Regions from separate parts of the Homo sapiens genome. Here region 2 is linked to region 1. The links are chromatin loops, found by intact Hi-C in ENCODE. Cell type or tissue: PC-3. All regions are shown on one strand. Each heading gives the region's core, and the rest is flanking DNA. Links, peaks and the distances in the headings are about the cores only. Region 1 has its middle 81 kb from the start of MIR3924. Region 2 has its middle 140 kb from the start of MIR3924.

Region 1 (2,930 bases), core at 116-2,615:
ACTTTTGAGATTCTAATTATATCTTAGATGTGTCAAGAATTTTTTAAAATAATGTATATGAAGATATAAAAAAATTGACTGGACAGATTTATTGTTGACAAAATTAACTGCCAACTCACTCTATTTTTCTGACAGTGAGTAATTAAAAGTTCAAGTGTTACCTTTCTTTTCTAAAACAGAAAACAACTTTGGAAGTTCTACTAATTAAATTTCACCTTAAACTTGTCAAGAATATTTAAGACATAGGTCAAATGTATGGTAGCTATAATTATAATGCCTGAACTCACCATTTTCAGTTAGGCAGGGTTTTTTGTTGTTTTCATTCTCTGCATTCTCAAGCAGACTGTAATTATTCTTGGCAATTTCAAACCCATTACTCTCTGGGAAACACTGCTGTTTGGTCCTCAACCAAGTTGCCTTTTTACTTCTAAGTCAAAATCCTCAAATAGAATTTTTTTCTGACTCATTCCAAACAGTGTATAGCTAAAGTCTTCTACCCATTTATCTAACCCAGAGATAGGAATTTACAGGCATCTCTTTGCCATGCAAATTAGAATAGAATAAAAAATAAAAAATTAGAATTCAAATAAAGATTCTAATTCTGTTTTTGTTGGACTCTTACACCAGAACAGATCAGGCACTTTTTGTGTGGTCAACATTATTTTTAATTACCATTACCACCTGTGAGAATAGAGATTGAATATTAAATTGGGATAAATCATCATACCACAAGTTAACAGATTCTGTCAATGACTAAATAATTATAAATTTTAGATAGTACAATGCAGCTGCTATTAGTTGGATACAAATTGGTGGATAAAGCCTACTTAATTATTTCTTTGCTTTTATAATATTAGCATGAACTGCCTGTAGATATACTGATGATCATGAATGTGTGTTTGAAAACTTATCTGTATTATTCAGGGGAATGAGCAAAATGACAGTTTTTCTCTTATAATTTTGAAATTAGCTTCTGCGTTCTGAGAAAGATATGGAAGAACAAAACCAAAATAACCCTTCTTGTCACAGATGATAAAACAGTGGTGCATGCCCTATCATGAACAAATAATCATTCTGACCTTTAGTAATTTAATGTCAAAAATTTAACATTTTAGGACAAAACCTATATAAGGCAATTATTAAGTTTTTATCTTAAAATTTATAAGGAAGCAAAACCAACATTTGTTTTTAAAGGAATATGATTCCAGTTCCTGTAAGACCAGGTTTAGAATGGGAGACATGGATGAGAAAAACTATTAACAAATTCAACCATCCAGAAGAACAGAGAAGCTATTTCTGAAATCTTATTAAAACATATTCCTGGAGATCTTTAGAGTGCCCTCAGATAACAATATTCAAAACACAATGTAGGGTCATTGTTTCTAACAAATTTTTCTTTTACACCATTAATGTGGAAAGCAGAACGGTTAATTTTATTGTGTTAGCTAAGTGCATGATTCTCTATTGGCCTTTCTAAAATTTTAATTTTTAATATGTACATCATAATCTTTGATAGAAGGTTTTTTATTATATTATAATAGAATAAATGTGTAATGTAATATTTTCTATGTGAGTAATAAAGTAAACGTAATAACTGCAGTGAATTCTCATAATTTTATGTTGCTTTGGCATCCATTTTGAATACAAGTTTAACTTTCTCATACCAGAAGCAGGGCTCAGTCAACCTTGATTCAGTTTCTAGTTCTACACCATATCCATCCAACTGGCTCAAGCCGGTAGCCAGAGATAGGAATTTACAGGCATCTCTTTGTCATGCAGACTGGGCTCCCCACTTTCCCACTGTTTCTTTTAAATGGACTATTCAGGCAATTGCCTGTGAGCTTAGAGTGACATACACCCTATTCCCTTAAATGTACTACTGGTAGTCATGTGCTCACTATCTCTGCCTTACTCTTGATTCCTGCCTCCAGTGAACCCAGGATGAAGGAGTGTTTCGACTCATCTGACTCATTATGCCTTCTTTGCCCTGGATCTGTAAGTAAAAACCTTTGAGGTTCCTTTTTTTTTTTTTTATATTGTGGTAGTGTAGTAAATTTGCTCCTTCCTTCCGAAAAACTAGGGGTTGCCCCAGGCCTGGTTTTCTGGAATAAGGAGGGTGGAGTGGGGTAGCATGGGAGTCACAATTTTGGGATGCCAGCACCGGGGTAATGGTCAGGGAAGCATACATTAGACATGAATTAGACAAGAGCCACCAGGGCATCTGCCAGTATTAAACAAGTTTCCCACGTGAGGGATCCCCGGTCATGGGTGAAACAACTAGGCATTAGGCCATCTGCCAGGTAAAGAAGTATTCCATGAAAGGCACCCTGTAAATACACTAGCCCAACTCCCCTTCATTTCCCTTTGGGGCAAGGTTGCTAGCTGTTCTGGTGCTGGAACCTCAGTTGACTTGGGATTCTCAAAACAATAAGCCAACTTTGCATTTCTATTTATTTTAAAATTTGTCTCAAAAAAACACAATAAGAATTCTAGAAATTTATCTTTATCTTTAGTGCACAACTTGATGCCTTTGAAACTAAGGGAGTTTTAATGAGATTAGGTATCAGGATTTTTATATGTAGATATGTGAAAAATAATTGTTTTCTCTGATCCAACAACACAACAAATTGATATTCTCTTTTTAATTTTAATCCCATCACCCCCCTGTGGAAGTCTCCTTTATTTGGAGAGAAATATTTGAATGTGAAAAGAAGAAAGTCATTTGGAATTTGTGAAGTTTGACATGGCAAATCAGCAGGTCATCAAGTAGCCACAATAATTTAATCATGAGTCAGCTAGCTTACAGTATTCTCTCTTTGAGATTTCCTCGTTCACCGGCAAATCATTTATTTTTGTCTTCAATAGGATCTTAGCCTTAGCGTAAGAAAAGAAAACCCATCTGTTTCCATAGATCAGCCTACAGTCTGACC
Region 2 (2,930 bases), core at 240-2,739, 61 kb after region 1:
TTATTTACAATCTATCCACCTATTAGTTTATTGATATAATTTCTGGTTCATCTTTTTAAATTATGGGCTTCTTATTTAGGAGGATACTGGCAATACCAAAAGTTATTTAAAAATAATGTTTGAAAACATTTACTTGTTATTTTCACATACTTCTTGGGCTATTTGATACATTTTCAGAGCAGAGGACACTTCAAGTTCTTCAACTGCAAATCATTTTCTCTCTCGACTTTAAGCAACTTAAATCAGTCCCTGTACTCCATCCTGTGACAATTGTTGTTACTCGGAACAATTTAAAGAGTTCATGCTAGGCATGTTGGCCTTTCACAGACATTTACCCAGAAAGAAAATAAATGATCTGTATTCTCTTCTCTCCAGCCTACATCTGCAGAACATGGATAAACATGCAATCGCTGAGGGTGGTAGTACTTCCCTGGCAGAATTAAAATATCAAAAAGCTGAAAAGGCTGTTGGGCTGTCAACTGGACCATTCTCCAAACATTGGACAGAATAATTCCAAAAGAAGTACTCTAAAATTGGCTATTTATTGCATGTAAGATTGAGTTCTGAACATTTTGGGCTATTCTTTGGACCTGTACATCATTATCAGAAATCCTATGGTTGAAAAAGCAGGCAGTAGTCATTTTTATTTTATCCCAATCTCCAGGCAATATCCTTGCCATATAGTAAATAATATCAAATCAGATGTAACTGCAGGGACTATATCTTTAACATGCTATCCTCGGCACCTGACACATTATCAGCTGTGACTGAATTTTTCTAGTTTATTTTTGAGACTCAAAGGATAAATTAAATCGTTTTCCAGATAACAAACACCCTTAAATGAAGTATGGTGATCACAGATCCTCAAAGAATGGTTTCCTCCAGTGATTGACTCTCCTTTTTGTTTGTTTTAATTCTATTCACTATTTAGATTTCATCTCATTTGAGCTGAGAAAGTCATTGGGCAAGACAGGCCTGGACTGCCTGCCTTTGGTCACTTATCAATTACAAATAGTGTTTTCGATGTCTATTTTTATCTCATGGTTTCCTGTCGAGCATTTTAAAAAAGAATTGGAATGGCAATTCAGTGAAATTATAGAACATGGGAAAGGTCAAAGGTATATAGTTTAATGTTATCTTTCAGAGAACATGTGAGGTTATAAAATTCTAAACCCTAGTTCCTGTGACAAAGCTTGTAAAAAGGAGAAAGAAATAGCAAATCATAAATCTGGCCCTCTCCCACTGTCTGAAGCAGAAGGAACCATACCAGCCTAATCTGTTTGAGTTACAAGGTTTAGAATGTAATCTGTGACTCACGGTTTTATAATCAGGTTTAAATTTAGTCCCTTCAAATAAAACATTTATGAGGGCACTTTTTTTTTTTTTGAGTTGGAGTCTCGCTCTGTCACCCAGGCTGGAGTGCAATGGTACAATCTTGGCTTACTGCAACCTCCGAGCCTTCCTGGGCTCAAGCGATTCTCCTGCCTCAACCTCCCAAGTAGCTGGGATTACAGGCACGCCCCACCATGCCTGTCTGATTTTTGTATTTTTAGTAGAGACGGGGGTTTCACCGTGTTGAACAGGCTGGTCTCGAACTCCTGACCTAGTGATCCGCCTGCCTTGGCCTCCCAGAGTGCTGGGATTACAGGCTTGAGCCACTGTGCCTGGCCAATGAGGGCGCTTTTCAATAAGCCTTGTAGTGACTCTGTTTCATTGTTTTAAAAATTGGTCTTTAAAAATAATCTCTGAACTTAAAAGTATTTAATGTTAAATAAATTAAAATGCTTCAACATGAGAGAATGTTATTCATATGACATCAAAAAACCAATTTGAAAATAATCCTTCGATAATCAAACTAAGTTTAGGTCTTTCCAATAGCAAAATTCATGAGGAATATTAATTCAGTGCACGCAGGCAGTAGGTGGAAATTAGCTTCATTGTATGGTATCATTTTCTTGAGGCATTTTGTGCAGATAGTTTTCTTTTTCATTTTTAGTTCCAGATTTAATATATCTAGCCCAAATTTATTTTGCTCATATGGATATAGTAAAATTAATGGCTTGCAATTTACTGATAGCTATTACTTTATTTTGCCCCTCCTGAGAGGCTACAAGAGTGCATATAAAACACAGTGGTAAAAATTTCTAAAAGGAACTTGTGTTTCTGGGTTATTCCTTGTGTTGTGTACCTTCAACTGGTATTTTACACCATGACTGGTCAGTATAAACATAATCGCATTTCTTATGATTTTAGTTATATCAACATCATGTCCTAATAAAAATGGAGACTGACAAACAGGAGAAGGGGAATATTTTTTGAGCCTAATGAGGTTCAGGATATGTAACTACCTGATAAAGAAGTTGCTCATAGTCTCAGATGTCTCATAATACAGAGCAGGGGAAGTGAGTAATGTTCTCTGCCATTTCTAAGGTGAATCTAAAGCATTTTTCCTTCATTTTTGAGTAAGCTCAAGAGCCTTCCCATTACTATCATTTACATGCATATATATATCCATACATATACAGACATATATATGTATATACATAAGGTTATGTGTGTGTATATAGATATATATATATGTGTGTGTGTATATATGGATATATATGATCTGAGTATATCATATATATGATCATATCATTTAAGCTATGATCTTTGAAAAAATGTTTTCTCTCACTCTTCATTCAGAGGAATGAACATGCTTCTGGCCCTTCCTGTCTCTCATTAAATACTTTGCCCTATAGAATTCTCTTATTCACCAACACAACTTACCCACTCAAACAACTCAGGCTATTGTTTGAGGTGGCTCCTATTTCTAGGTGACCCACAAAAATGGTGTCACCCTTGACCTTTCCATTTCCAGTAATTTTCTTCTAAGATACACCTGAGTCATGTTCATGGCCATTTCCTTGACTGTGTTTTCAGCTGAAATT

Evidence for each region. Peaks named below come from ENCODE experiments on the same cell type or tissue, not always from the same donor. Only the 100,000 strongest peaks of a DNase experiment are listed, where the experiment ranks them.
Region 2: a loop joins it to region 1, with 4 times the contacts of the local background. A loop is called at or near these places in 2 of 110 quality-filtered maps.

What each region holds. Positions count from the first base shown.
Region 1 is chr10:57,221,677-57,224,606 of GRCh38, reverse strand. No RefSeq gene overlaps it. Among named protein-coding and RNA genes, the nearest start is that of MIR3924, 81 kb to the left of the region's middle. RefSeq lists an enhancer at 1,516-2,258. In PC-3, for the core only: no CTCF peak of the experiment used is centred there; no DNase peak of the experiment used is centred there; H3K27ac peaks cover 649 bases.
Region 2 is chr10:57,160,782-57,163,711 of GRCh38, reverse strand. No RefSeq gene overlaps it. Among named protein-coding and RNA genes, the nearest start is that of MIR3924, 140 kb to the left of the region's middle. In PC-3, for the core only: no CTCF peak of the experiment used is centred there; DNase peaks (open chromatin) are centred at 1,271 and 2,371; H3K27ac peaks cover 2,171 bases.